Regions from separate parts of the Homo sapiens genome. Here all the other regions are linked to region 1. The links are chromatin contacts, found by Hi-C or POLR2A ChIA-PET in ENCODE. All regions are on one chromosome and are shown on one strand. The core of a region is the stretch at or near the end of the contact, and the rest is flanking DNA. Distances in the headings are between cores, read along the strand shown.

Region 1 (4,630 bases), core at 591-3,090:
AAAGAGCCCAGGATGACTTTCCTGCCCCACTATCCAACGGCCTCAGTTTTTCCTATAATAAACCAAGTCCTATGCCGTGGACTTGATCATTCCTCACAGCCCACTTCCTTGGGCCAAAGCCTAAAAAGGTTAGCAACACCAAGACCCAGGGAATCGCTTCCTATCCTTCTCAGGCCTACAGAGACCTCTATCTCCAGCCCTTTAGGAAAGTGGTGAGAGAGTGAAGATGATTCTTGGAGCACTTGCTGGTAGCTAGAACTGAGAACCCATAGAGCAAGTCACACACCTGAGAAAAAGTGTCTTACTGTCTCAACGGGAATGTAGGGGTCACACAGGGAATGGGGAAGGGGGAGGGAACACATAGAAAGAATTATGCCCCATAACCAAAAATCACAATTCATACCACATGCCAAAAGTCTTCCACACAGTCATGGAGTGGCACATGAATCAATCTCCACAAACCAACACTCCCAGAGGTGTGTGATTCCCCTCCCGCAAGTCACATGCCCAGGCCAGTGCTCACCGTCACGTGCAAGGCTGCCAGGGCCTCATCTATGGCAGCCAGGTAGTCAGGCAGCAGGTCCAGGAGACAAGTGGCCAAAAAGACGCCCCCCGCGAAACAGCTTACTAGGCTCAGGGCTTTCTGGCGGGAAGCTGGGTAGGGGTGAAGCACAGAGGGGAATAAGCAAACAAACCCCCTCCAGGGCCGACCACCCCAACCCAAACAATGGCTACCCTTGCCTTTCCCTCCTCCTTTGGTCACTCCCCGCCAGCCCCAGAGCCCTCCCTAAGCCAAGCATTCATAGCAGTGTGGGGAAAAGGAGAGGCTTACCTGAGCCTTCATGGTTAGCTCCTGGCCGGCGCAGCACACAGATGGGCACCAGGCTGCAGAGGAGGGTGAGCACCAGCAGCAGCACCAGGGCCCCCAACTTCACCTCCAGCCCCACAGGCACTGGAGGCTCTGAAGCTACCGCCTCGGGGCGCCACACCAGGAGCTCTGGCTCTCCCCAGGGCCCCATGATGCTTCTGGTAGCTCCAGTGACTCTCAGACCTAGGAAGACAGACCAGAGTGGTTGGGAAAAATCATGCAAAGGAAGATGGGGCAAGGAATGGGGAAGCTTGGTCAGCAGAGTGCAGCTCCCTGGCCCCAGCCACTTTGTGACCTTCCCCTACCCAGGGTGACTCATCTACTCCTGTACCAGGAACATTCCTCTCTTCTCACACTTTCTTTCCCAAGTGACTTATTCAGGGAGACTGCACGGGGGAAACCGAGGCATGAGAAAGGCTGTATGGATATCTCATCACCCTTTCACCTGGTGCCCCCAGAAAACTAGGAAACTAGGAGCCGCCTCCAAATAGGACCTGGAGCTGGAGTTCCCCTAAGGAATGTAGAGGCCGGGTCCCCAACTCCCGAACGGAGTGGGTGAAGCCAAAAAGGCTAGGGCTGTGCAGAGATGTCTTGGGTAGCTTCGTGGGCCACCTGGACAGGGTAAGTTTGGGTGCTGGATCGCTCCATCGTTCCCCTTTTCCCAGCGCAGAGAACAAGCGCTTCAGGCCCCAGGATGGGACCTAGAGGCAGATGGCCAAAGAGAGGGGCCCTAAGAGTCTGCGGTCCCGGGACGGACTGAGGCGACACTGAGGGCGGTGCCTGAAAGTCCGGGCTCCAGGAGGCGGGGTGCGAGGCCGCCAAGCGTCGCGGGAAGCAGATGAAGAATGCGTGAGCTGGGACTCCTGTTCCCGGGCCCGGGGAGGCCTGGGCAGCCGACATGGACCCCGCTGCCAGACAGCCCGCACTCACCTCGCGAGGGTCTCACTACATGGTCTCCGCGCGCTTCCGGCCTAGAGTCGGGAATTCCCGCCCCCTCCCATAGCTCCCCCCTCCCCCACAGGAGCCGCGTACCCACGACCGACTGCCAATGGCAGCACCGAGTGGGCGGGGACAGACCGGGAGTGACGTCAGTTAGGAGCAATCAGAGATCGGGAGCGGGAGCGGGCGGAGCAGGCGACCTGAGGAGAGTGAGCGAGAGCAAGAGCGGATATTAGGAAAAGGACCTCGGGGCTGGGGCCCTGGGGCGCATCTGTGGAGGACTGAGGGGCCGGAGCGGGCCAGTCAACAAAGGCTTTGATTATATGGATATTTTTAAAAGAGGGAGACCCCGCATTGTCAAGTCTTCCGGCCCACATCTGAAAACATCTTCCTGGCCTTGGGCCAAAGTCTCATCTGTCCCTCAGAAGGCTCTGACACCTCGTCAGTGCCTCTTGGCGCCCAAGGGAAAGCATTCCCCTCTTGGGACCAACTTCCTTGACTGCTTTCCCTCACCAGCACCCACAACAAGGAAAAAGACAAGGCAGAATTGGAAAGGGGGGAAAGCAAAGAGAGGGTATGTCTTGAAAATCATCCCTTCTCGACTACTTATGGCACTCAGTGCAGCCTCCGCCTTCTCCAGGTGGGTGGGGACGTGGTGGGACCGGAATGCGGGGTGCTGAAGCCGCGCCCAGGGAAGAGCCCCCAGCGCATTCCAGGATATCTGCGTACCGCGCCTGCGGGCGTCTGGCCGGTTCTCCCACCTGATTTCCAGCCCAGCTCCCGCCACCCTCGCCGGTCGGTTTGCTGTTTGCTGTTCCTTGAATGCCCCAAGGTAGTTGTTTCAGCTCAGGACTTTCACCGTTTCCTCAACCTGGATTCTTGTGGCCCACAACTCTGTGCCTTGAGAATCCTCTTCTAGCCTCAAGGGACGGTAAGACAAAAGAAAATTTAAAAAGGGGGCTCAGCTGTTCTTTTATGCAAAGGTGAAAAAAGCTTCATTGCCTAAAGAAGGGACAGATGGGATCTTGCTTCCTACAGGAAAATTAATTTTAAAAAAGAAAAAAAAAAGGGGGGACAGTGTAATGCTTCTCACAAGGCTCCAGAAACGAAGCCCAGTAATTCCTTAAGTAAAAGAGGAATGTGAAGACTTCTTAAGGGGCCGGGCGCGGTGGTTCACGCCTGTAATCCAAGCACTTTGGAAGGCCGAGGATGAATCACCTGAGGACAGAAGTTCAAGACCAGCCTGGTCAACATGGTGAAACCCCGTCTCTACTAAATATACAAAAATTAGCCGGGCGTGGTGGCGGGGGCCTGTAATCCCAGCTACTCGGGAGGCCGAGGCAGGAGAATCGCTTGAACCCGGGAGCCGGAAATTGCAGTGAGCCGAGATCGCGCCATTGCGCTCCAGCCTGGGCAACAACAGCGAAACTTCGTCTCAAAAAAAAAAATTATTCGTAATTGGTAACATTAACAAGGAATTATGACTGGGGGGGTCAGGAAACCTGGATTCTGGTCCAAGTTCTACCTTTATAGTTGTCAAATATATATATTTGTTTATTTATACACATACATATGTCATATATGATTAATAATTGTATATATTTATGGTGTACAACATGATGTTTTGAAATATATGTACATTGGGCCGGGCGCGGTGGCTCACGCCTGTAATCCCAGCACTTTGGGAAGCCGAGGCGGGCAGATGACGAGGTCAGGAGTTGGAGACCAGCCTGCTCAACATGGTGAAACCCTGTCTCTACTAAAAATACAAAAATTAGCCAGGCGTGGTGGCGCATGCCTATGATCCCAGCTACTCAGGAGGCTGAGGCAGGAGAATCGCTTGAACCGGGGAGGCGGAGGTTGCAGTGAGCCAAGATCACACCTCTGCACTCCAGCCTGGACGACACAGCGAGACTCCGTCTCAAAAAAAAAGAAAAAAGAAAAGAAATATATGTACATTGCAGAATGGGTAAATCAAGCTAATTAACATATGCATTACTTCACATATTTATTTGTGATGAGAACATTTAAAATCTCTTGGCAACTTTATTTCTTTTCTTTTTCCTTCCTTCCTTCCTTTCTTCTTTCCTCCTTTCTTTCTTGACAGAGTCTTGCTGTGTTGCCCAGGCTGGAATGCAGTGGCATGCTCTTGGCTCACTACAACTTCTGCCTCCCAGGTTTCAAGCAATTCTCCCGCCTCGGCCTCCCGAGTAGCTGGGATTACAGGCGCCCGCCACCACGCCCGGCTAATTTTTGTATTTTTAGTAGAGACGGGATTTCACCATGTTGACCAGGCTGGTCTTGAACTCCTGACCTCAGGTGATCCACCCGCTTCAGCCTCCCAAAGTGCTGGGACTGCAGGTGTGAGCCACCACACCCGGCCCAATAGATCTCCTCAATTTTACCTTACCTTGATGTATGATTTTAGGCAAGTCAGTTTTCCTCACCAGAGTTTGATAAATCAGGGGCAAGGAGGAAGTTAAACAAGCAGATGACTGCAGAGGGTCCTTCCAGTTCTAACATCAACGGAAGCTAACTACATTCCCCACTCAAATCATCTCTGCACATACAGCCCGCAGGAAGCCCTTTGAAATGTATTTAACCACCTTTCTCGCTCTCAGAATGATCTCAACAAGAACAGCTTTGCTTTCCTTGGAGCTCTGCATCAATCTAGGAAGGCTGCTTTGTCTCTTCACTACTTGAGCAGGATGGAGAGATATGAGCGGGAAAGACAGATAAGAAATCTGAGAAAGCCCCACAAGGTGGGTTGATAGTGTGAAGAACATGGGCTGAAGCATCCAAATCTTGGTTCAGCTACTTACA
Region 2 (4,630 bases), core at 1,266-3,765, 990 kb after region 1:
GGAAAAGGACCCACCAAGAAAGAAGCCCAGCACTGCAGAAACACCCCCCAACCCCACCCCCATGGTTCCCAGGCCCGCTCTTCCTACCTCGGAGCCAGCAAGCACCCAGCTATTATCAGAGTCTGGGCAGGAGGCCATAGTTGCTGAGGTCCCTGAGGCTGCTGTGGCTGCCACCTGCAGAAGAAAGCTCTCTTAAGGATGGGAGCTCCCTTCAGGAGGGGCAGAATGCAGAAAGCAGCCTTGGCTGGGTTCCAAGGTTCAAGTGCTGGGCAGCAGCCTCCAGAACCAAGCCTGGTTCCAGTCCTTCTCTCCCTGACACCCCAGCTCTTCTAAGCAGTATTTGCCTTGCAAATCAGAATCTGCCAACACCCACAGAGAAGCCAGCCTCTTCCAGGGACCAACAGGGCCTTGGAAAACTGAACTGACCTTGAAAGGTCAAAGTAGCATAGGCTGGAAAGGCTCTGGGGAATTCCAGTCCAGCCCCCTGACATTTGAGTCAGGGAAGATGAAGCCCAGCAAGGTTGACAGACTCAACTTGCCAATAAGAAGACTTGTTAATAAGAAGAGCAGGGAAACAACACAGCCCTCCCTTCACAACACCAGGTACCTACACAATCACTACCTTCTCCCCCAGGACCTGGAAGGGAAGACTCAATGGCCTCCTTCAGCCCTAAGTGTCCCACCACTTGCCCAGCATAAGTCCTTGGTATGGTCTAGTTCAGTGGTTCTCAATCTTGGCTGCACATTGGAATCACCTAAGATTTTGATTCAATTGAGTTGGGGGGTAGGCCCGGCTGTGGGTCTTTTAAAAAACCACTCAAATGATTCTCATGCGCAGCCAGGGTTAAGAGCCACTGGCATAGCTTAGATCCACCTGGATGCACCTTTTATAAGTCTCCTCATCACTCTCAGTCTTCATCCTAAATTCTGTTTACCTTCTTAGTAATCGCCAGAGTTTGGTCTTAGGGAACTTGAAGGTGACTGGGAAAATGGATTTATGGCAACTATCATGTATATATACATCACTTTATAGCTTGCAAAAAATAGACAAAAATCAGGGCTATGGTCCTGCACCCGGTTAATCTGCTCTGACTTGACAGGGATAGGGGAGGGAATCACTCCAGTTTCCAAAGCCTGACTGACACAAAGCAGGGTAAGAAGAGAGGGATCCGCCCCTTCATCCAAGGCTAAAACAGTTCCCTCAGGCAGCTCCTGTTGGGACCAGGCATAAAGGTGGAAGGATAGATGAGCTGACCTCTCAAGAGTACTGGATTGTGATCCCTCAGAACAGGATAAATGACTGCTTCCCGAGCACTTTATAAGAAAACTCAGGAAAAGGGAAGTGAGGCTGGGAGAGTATGGCAGTTCTACCTTTGAAACCAACCACATTATCCCCTTCTGTTTGAGCTGTTTTCAAGTCCTGCGTGGTGCCCTAAGTAACCTCCTGTGGCTCCTGCCAGTCAAGATCCAAGTCCTGGATAGGTCTTTCCCAATGCCCATCCTCCCAGACACATGCACCCATTCCACACGGAGACAGGAGAATGGCTGCAATGACCTCCCTGTACCAAATCCAACAGGACACCCTGGCATGCATCTGTAAGTATCCATAGAGCCATGGCTGTTCAGCCTTCCGCTTGTGGCTCCACCCCCGCCCTTGTTATCATCTCCCCATCCCCAGTTGCTGACTGTTAACAGGTGGTGGCAGGAAGGAAGTGGCAGCAGCTTGGGCTGAAGTCCCTGTTTATCCCTAGCTGTGTGTGCAGCCTGCTCAGGTCCTCTAGAACCAGGCACCATGGCAACCACAGTGATGTCAGACCCACTGTCTCCATGGAAACCAGCAAAGGTATTTGGGTCAACAAAACAAATACTTATGAGACCCAAATAGGAGACACTCTGAAACTCCTATACTCTGGGTTCCAAACCCTGATACCTCTTTCTTGGTTAGGTTAACCCAGGGTTCAAAAAAACACCTCTTCTCCCAAGCCAGCATCTCACTGCCTTATTAGGAAGTTCCTTCTGCTGTCTAATCTCCACCCTTCCCTGCTGTGTTTCCAGATCTTTTTCTTTTCATCGACCTTCTGGAAGAAAACCCACCTCCACTCCCTCCCTCCACCCCCTTCTTTTCATTCAGGCAGGATTCAACAAACACCTCCTGTAAGGATTATGACAGAGACTTCTGCTATTTCTAAAAAACAGCTAAAGGGGGAGCTCTCCCACTCAGCATAAAGCTAGGAAGTCTCGCCTCTAGTTAATTTAAACTCCTCTAACAGTTGCTCCTCCAAACCGCTAAAGCAAAGGATCTAGGGCCACTTGCCTGGGGTACCCAGAGCAAGTTCCTGTTGTGTTAGCGTCGGCACCTGGCCTTCCTCCCCCAGCCCAGAAATGAAAAGCAGCTCATTCCTTCTAGATTAGTTCCGCCTTCCCTTTTCCTTATTCCACCCCCTTCAAAGCGAATCTGTGGACCCCTTCCCAGCTAAGGCATTACCTGAACCAGCTCTTGCTTCGGTCTTCAGCTTAACTTGTTGCAGGCTTCCCTTTGTTTGCAGCCCGAGAAGAAAATCATGTGACCAGAAACTGACCAATGAAAAGTCAACTTCCCCAAGGGGGCGGAAACTTTTGGCCAATAAGAGCAGGAATTGAGAGCCAGGGGAGGGGAAGGGAGGTCTAGCGACACGGCCCTAAACCTGGGCTTACCTCCTGGTGGGCGACCGGGGTCCCAGCTAACCGAATCCTGAGTTTCCTGCCCTTCTTTCCCAGTGTCTAAACAGTTTCTAGAGGGAACCCCCACAAACTGAGAGAAAAGCAGACGGTGCCGTCTTCTGAGATGACGAAGACAAGGGGCCAGGTTGGCCCCAGGATAGACAGAGACAGCTGTGAGATGGGGGAAGGGAGAGGGACAGGTCGCAAATCCAGGGTGTGGAAATAGCCCTCCTGCCATTCTCCCCAATCTGCTCCAAAACAGACTGCTTAAAAGATGCCATTGCTACTTTAAAAAACGGTTGGGGGACGGGAACGATCTGAAAAACATCCCAAAATGAAATTTGCTAGGACAGAAGCAGCCCCTCCCCTCACCCTTAGAGCGACACTTGCTCCCTAACCCAAACAACTGGGAGGTGGGTGGGGTGCTAAACCCAGAAGAGCTCAAGCACTTGTCTTCCAGAGGCTGTGGTGCCAAATCCGCCTGGCTCCAGGCCTGGCCCAGGAATATGCTCAAAAAGGAAACTCAGTTTCTCACAGTGGAGACACAGGGGGATGGGCGGGGAAACACAGGCCTCCCTTGGCTCAGCAGCTTATACCAGGGTCAGCTCAGGGGCCAAATCTGCCATTCCCACTCCCAGGGACCCTGGGGAGCATACATATCCTCAACCCCTAAGCACCCTACCCAGCAGTGACAGCGGCTCATTCCAGCCTTTTCACACAGCAACAGCAAGGAGTCCTTGTCTGGGATTTTAAAATCATTTTATTAATCCAACAGTACAAAAGACCCCCACCACCACCGCATTCTGCCATCACTTTGTTCCAAAAAGTAGTGGAGTGAGAGAGCGAGAGGGAGCAGATCCAGCAAAAACACTCCCCCAGGGGCCATTTTACAAAATGCGGAGCAGGGGAAGACAACACAAAAACAGCAACAGATAAATGGGGCAAACAGAACAACAAACACAAGAGTTGAGCAGCGGGGTGGGGGTGGGGGGTTGCCATCTACGCCGTTTTAGTGTGAGGGACACTGGGAACGATGCCCAGAGGCTGCTCTCCTCCCAGCCTCAAAGGTTGTCAGCTCCACCAGAGCAGGGTCTTCTCTCCTCATGCCAGGAACTGAGAGAAGTGGGGGTAGGGGACCACTAGGTCTTTGCCACTGTATCTTGAGCTGGGGGACTCCTAACTTCTCCGAGGGCCACACCCCATGCCTGCCTTCCCCACCCCATGGAGGAATGTGTGCATGAACAGAAAAGGAGAACGAGCAGCGCTAAGGTCCTCATCAGGCCCCAGGCCCATCTCTGGCAGGCAGTGCTTAAAAAATAAAAAAAGACAAATAAAGCCCAGTGCAGGCCTTTGGCTGAGAGGAATGAGAATTGCTAATTAATCACCAGGCCCAAGAGGATATGAAAGAATAGCAAAGAGAAGCAACAAACTCCAGGCTCTTCTACCTTTGAGTACCATGGCAATGAGGATCCCGCCGCATCCCCTACCCACAGGCTGTGACAGGGCCTCACTTGGATCCTTTTATCATGGAGGAAATGAGGTATAGGGCTCTGCGCCTTTTCAAGCTTTCCTTCAATCAAGCCAGGAAGGCAGGGGAATAAGGGCGCCGAAAGTTGAAGAACACACGGAGTATAATGTGCAACAGATGGGCTGGGGGAGGAGGGTACCACCAAAGTCCAGACTTTCAGGACAGCCCAAACTTCAAATATTCTGGTCTGTCAGATAACATATCCCAATTTTTGGCAAAAATATGGTCATTAGGAGAAAAGCACGAGAGAGGCTGAGAAAGGACCAGTGACTTTGGTATGAAGAAGATACGTCCTGACAGCATCTCTCACCTACTGTCTTGAAGCCCCAAATCACCAAGAAACTGCCATAACCAGGAACTCTCCTGCTTCCTCAGGCTATTTGGTTCTCTGAGGGGGAAGGA
Region 3 (4,630 bases), core at 715-3,214, 600 kb after region 1:
AAGGGGGCTAGTTTAGGCCAAGTCTCCTTTATAGCCATGGGGAGTCTGGCTGAGGACCCCCTAAATTTAACTTCCTGCCAGGGACAAACGCAGTAAATGGCCTCTGGCAACAGAAAGAGCAGCTGGATAGGGGCAAACCTACCCTTAAGGAATTAGAAGCTTAATTCAGGAACAAAATTAACTCGAGGTTCCCACACAAGCCAGGGAAACCTTATCCACCTCTACTGGGTATCTTAGCATTGCCATGACTCTAATCCTCAATGCTGGAGGAAAAATAATTATCAAAGATGCCCAAGTCTTCACTTAACTAAGCCACTCCTAGTCCTTCAATTTTAACTTTCTAGCAGGAAAAAAGAAAGGAAATGAAAAGAGAAATGGGACATATGAGTTTTGGTGGGGCACCAATCAATCCAAACTGAGGCTTTACCTCACCAAATCTTAACTTGGTTTGATTGAGAAAACGGACAGAAAACACCAGTAAGTTGAATTCAGGCCCCCAAGTAGCAGAGAATTCACAACTCTGCCTTTCCCCAGGCTACTCCGATTAGGTCTGCCTGCCTGGATAAAGTACTGTCTGCTAGCATTTCAGCTACTGCTCCGGTAGAGAGAATACCATCACAGCAGGTAACATCAACCAATATAAGTGCTATAGCATGCAGTACCAGACATTCCCAAATTAGCAGAAGCCAATTCTCTGTTCAAGGGATGTCTGAGGGTAGACCAGGCAGGAGACATGTAAGGTGTATGCCTAGGATGGAATGACGCTCACAGGGGAGAAATGCAACTGTTACTGCTTAGAATAAATGGGGGTAGCCCTCGCACATCACATCACTATCATTACCAGGAAAAGCAACAACCCAGGGCAAATGGACATATCCATAGGGAACAGGCAGGGGAGTGGCAGAACTGCTACCAGCTGAGGCAAAAAGAGGAGAGTTAGAGGTTACACCAGAAAAAGAATCCAAAGGAGAGAAGGAAGAGGAGTCAATGAATTGCAAACTATCACTTGGTGAAGTTGAGAGAGCAAGAGGGTCTGCATGAGGGATGCCTAGGCGGGGATCCCACAGGTGGCAACCTCCTAAGTCAGAGGTACTACTGAGAAGGGGGCATCGCTGAAATGTGCAGTGAGTTTCAGGCCAGGTCTTTGCAGTTAGGGTCAGTGCCGAGGCCTAAAACCTTGAAATAAGAGTAAGGGGAAGAAAGACGCATTCCTAGGTGGCAAGGTAAAGTTGTGGAGGAGTAGCCAAAAAGAGCCAAAATCATGAACCTTGGGATGTGGGTGGGTTCGTGGAAACGGGTAGTCTAGGCGCCATATGTCGGGGTGTCCCTTGCTATTGGGGTCAATGGTAGAGATTCTGGGTGCACTGCATAACCTCAAGCAGCAGAAACAAATGTAACCTGGAGAGAAAGAACTGAGCCCTGAGAGGGGCTTCGGCCTCCCAGGTCCTTCGAGAGCAAAAAGCTGGATGGAGTGATCCTGGGTCCCTGACAAGGGGCCCCCACAGAGGCGCACGCGAGGGGGTCCTCACCGTGATGTTGCAGTGGATGCGGACAGGATCCCCAGGCACCGACCCCCGTGGGGGGAGATGCGGTCCGGGCGCGGCCCCCGCCCCGGCCCCTCCGGCCCCAGCCAGCAGGAACTCGCAGCTCAGCTCGTCCAGGCAGGCGCTGGCAATGCGGAAGCGCTCGTGGCCGCGGTGGAAGATGGACTCGAGCAGCTTCAGCTCTCGCCTCAGGCAGGGCCCCGGCCCCGGGCCCCCCCCTGGGCCGCCCCCGGCCCCCGGCGCCGCCCCCTGGCCCCCCAGCTGCTGCCCCGGCCCCGGCTGCTGCTGCCCCTGCGGCTGCGGCTGCTGCATCCTCCGCTCCGCTCCGCTCCGGGGCCGGCGGGCCGGGAGCCTCCGGCCTGCGCTCCGGGCTCCGCCGCCGCCGCCGCCGCCGCCGCCGCCGCCGCGGTCCGCACTTCCTGATCCCCCCTTCGCCAAGATGGCGCCGCCGCCACCTCCGGGACAGGCCCCCCCCTCCGCTCGCTGGCCCCCCCAGCCGCCGGAAGCCGCGCGCCCCTCCTCCTCCTCCTCCTCCTAGGCGGCCCCGCCTCCGTCCCCCTCACGTGACTTCCCTGCTCTGGCCTCCTCCACGTGATCTCTCCGTCTTTCCCGCCCCCCTGTTCTCGCCTGCCACCCTCCACATGTGACCCGGGGCCTGGGGCTTGCCTCTGTGGGCGCCTCAGTGCGAGTTTGCGTATGTCGTGCGTGCTTGCGCGCGACGCCCCTTCGCCTGCGCTCCCCTCTCACGTGACTCGGTGCCGCGTGCTCCCAGGGGCTACCCGCGCAGGACGCTGTTTCCTGCCCCGGGCGCCGCTTCCCCCGCCCCCGAGCCGTGGCGAGCGTGCCCGGCACTCCATGGACAGAGAAGAAAGAAGTGCTGTCTTCCCCGTGCAGTCTTTATCCTGCTCCCACATGCTGGTCTTCGGCGCAGGATCCTGGAGCCTCTGCTCCCCGTGGGGGTGGGCATGCTGTGTCTTCACACTCGGGTGGGTGGTCGGGGTAGGAGCCGGGAACCGGAATGGAAGAGGCGTGGATTCTCGTCCCAGCCCTGGCTCTCATGGCGTTTTGTGACCTTGGGTTAACCACTTTCCCGCCGAGTCTCAGTTTCCTCATCTGTACAATGGCTCTCATGAGAATGATGCCTGTTTTTCCTATTCCCAGGGAGGGATTCGATGCGAGGACACCATAAAATGAGGAATGATAATAGATCACTGCTGTGTTATGTACAAGTGTTAGTTAATATCAGGCCTTTCGCGCTTTTCAGACCCCATGGGTCTGGACGAGGTTGGGGGAAGGACAGCATGGGCTTCCTCCACAGAGTCATGGAAGGAGTGCTGACTCGGGTGGTCCCCATTCCCTTTCCTAGGCCTAAATGGCTAACACCTTGTCGCAGTGGTCTTGGCAGCTGCCAGGAGTAGGTAGTGCCTCCGGACCCTCGCTAGGTGGCACTATCACAAAGGACAAAGCTGGTTGAAGCTACAGAAATCCCGAGCTGGCGTTCGTTTTGCCAAGGGCAAGTGTTATTAGCCTGTGGTAAGGCCTAGTCAATTCTGCTGGGCCAACTCAGCCCTTAAACCACTGGTCAGATTGCCCCGTTTCTCTCCCACTTGTACTAAAATGAGCTAGCCTTTGCTGGAAGACTATTCAATTGCCTCTGCAGAGGCCTCCTTTGGTCAAGTTGGGGTATGGGTATTTAAAGACGATTATAGTCTGTTCCTGGTCTTCGTGGGGCCATTTATCTGGTTTAGGTAGCCTGAACAGTTTGCTACATGTTGACTTTGTGTCTGTGTGTGCAAGCTGATAGCATAAAAGGCTGTGGTGGGAATTCCTGTTAATTATTTCCTGAGCGAAGGTGTTTTGCAAATATATATATATATATATATATATATATATTTATTTATTTATTTATTTATTTATTTATTTTAAGACAGGGTCTTGCTCTCTCGCCCTGGAGTGCAGGGGCACAATCTCAGCTCACTGCAGCCTCGGGAGACCTCAAGCTATCCTCCCACCTCAGCCTCCCAAGTAGCTGGGATTACAGGCGCATGCTACCACAGCTGGGTAATTTTCGTATTTTTTTTGTAGAAAGGGGTCTTGGTATGTTGCCCAGACTGGTCTCAAACTCCTGGGCTCAAGTGATCTGCCCATCTCGGCCTCCCAAGGTGCTGGGATTGCAGGTGTGAGCCACTGTGCCCAGGTGCAAATATTTGTAAATCTCCCAACAACATTGCAAGGTAAGTATTTTTACCCCTGTTTACAACTGGGGAAAAGGAGTGACTCTGTAAGGATATACAGTCTGTAAACAGAGTTCCTAGGCCTGTCTCCAAAGTCCATGCCCTTGTACCCTACTCTGCCTTTTTTAGTGTGTTGAACCCCAGCTCTGCCAACTACTAATGATGTGACTGTGGGGAAATTACTTAGCTTGTTTGTGCCTTAGTTTTCACACCTGTAAAATGGAGATCATAATAGTACTTACTTGTTAGGAGGATTATGTAAGAACACACGTAAAGTGCATAAAATAGTGCCCATGGTAAGAACTCAAACATTTTTTTAAAAATTGGGGCTCAGCAAGGCTTGTGTCTAGTGAAAGGAGAGAAGGGTAGGAGATGAGTCCAGTGAAGAAAGCAGGGGCTAGATTATGGAGACCACAGTACATTGTTTGGGTTTTATTTAAAGCACAGTGGGAAACTCCTGGAGGATTTTAAGCAGGGAGTGGCATGAGCTGATTTAAAAATTTAAAAGATCGGCCGGGCGCGGTGACTCACGCTTGTAATCCCAGCACTTTGGGAGGCCGAGGCGGGCGGATCACAAGGTCAGCAGATTGAGACCATTCTCACTAACGGTGAAACCCCGTCTCTACTAAACAAAATATAAAAAATTAGCCGGGCGTCGTGGCAGGCGCCTGGAGTCCCAGCTACTCGGGAGGCTGAGGCAGGAGAATGGCGTGAACCCGGGAGGCGGAGCTTGCAGTGAGCTGAGATCGCACCACTGCACTCCAGCCTGGGCGACAGAGCGAGACTCCGTCTCAAAAACAAAAACAAATTTAAAAGATCACTCTGGCTGTTCTGTGGAAAATGGATTGTAGG

Evidence for each region. Hi-C counts contacts between places; a loop is a spot of excess contacts on that map. ChIA-PET counts read pairs that join two places held with the same protein, here RNA polymerase II (POLR2A). Pooled maps may share reads with other maps.
Region 2: a map of naive thymus-derived CD4-positive, alpha-beta T cell shows a loop between it and region 1 (4-fold over the local background). The contact joins the promoter of PBXIP1 here to the promoter of SLC39A1 in region 1. A Hi-C loop is called at or near these places in 1 of 168 maps with a recorded cell type or tissue (naive thymus-derived CD4-positive, alpha-beta T cell) and 2 of 50 pooled maps.
Region 3: a pooled map shows a loop between it and region 1 (5-fold over the local background). The contact joins the promoter of UBE2Q1 here to the promoter of SLC39A1 in region 1. A Hi-C loop is called at or near these places in 2 of 168 maps with a recorded cell type or tissue (B cell and naive thymus-derived CD4-positive, alpha-beta T cell) and 8 of 50 pooled maps. POLR2A ChIA-PET finds 5 or more read pairs at or near these places in 1 of 52 experiments (PC-3).

Annotation. Positions count from the first base shown.
Region 1 is chr1:153,961,697-153,966,326 of GRCh38, forward strand. SLC39A1 (solute carrier family 39 member 1) reads right to left here and starts at 1,841. Exons shown (of 4, transcript NM_001271958.2): 1 at 1,799-1,841; 2 at 833-1,051; 3 at 524-654. The coding sequence starts at 1,019. MIR6737 (microRNA 6737) reads right to left here and starts at 724; the gene lies at 655-724. RefSeq lists enhancers at 1,125-2,079, 1,408-1,477, 1,429-2,628, 1,518-1,577, 1,728-1,897 and 1 more.
Region 2 is chr1:154,953,584-154,958,213 of GRCh38, forward strand. It overlaps PBXIP1 (PBX homeobox interacting protein 1), which reads right to left and starts at 2,516. Exons shown (of 11, transcript NM_020524.4): 1 at 2,486-2,516; 2 at 88-174. The coding sequence starts at 138. PYGO2 (pygopus family PHD finger 2) reads right to left here. Exons shown (of 3, transcript NM_138300.4): 3 at 3,443-4,630.
Region 3 is chr1:154,556,698-154,561,327 of GRCh38, forward strand. It overlaps UBE2Q1 (ubiquitin conjugating enzyme E2 Q1), which reads right to left and starts at 1,965. Exons shown (of 13, transcript NM_017582.7): 1 at 1,530-1,965. The coding sequence starts at 1,856. RefSeq lists silencers at 1,560-1,659, 1,980-2,059, 2,150-2,239, 2,360-2,449 and enhancers at 1,819-2,400, 2,401-2,981.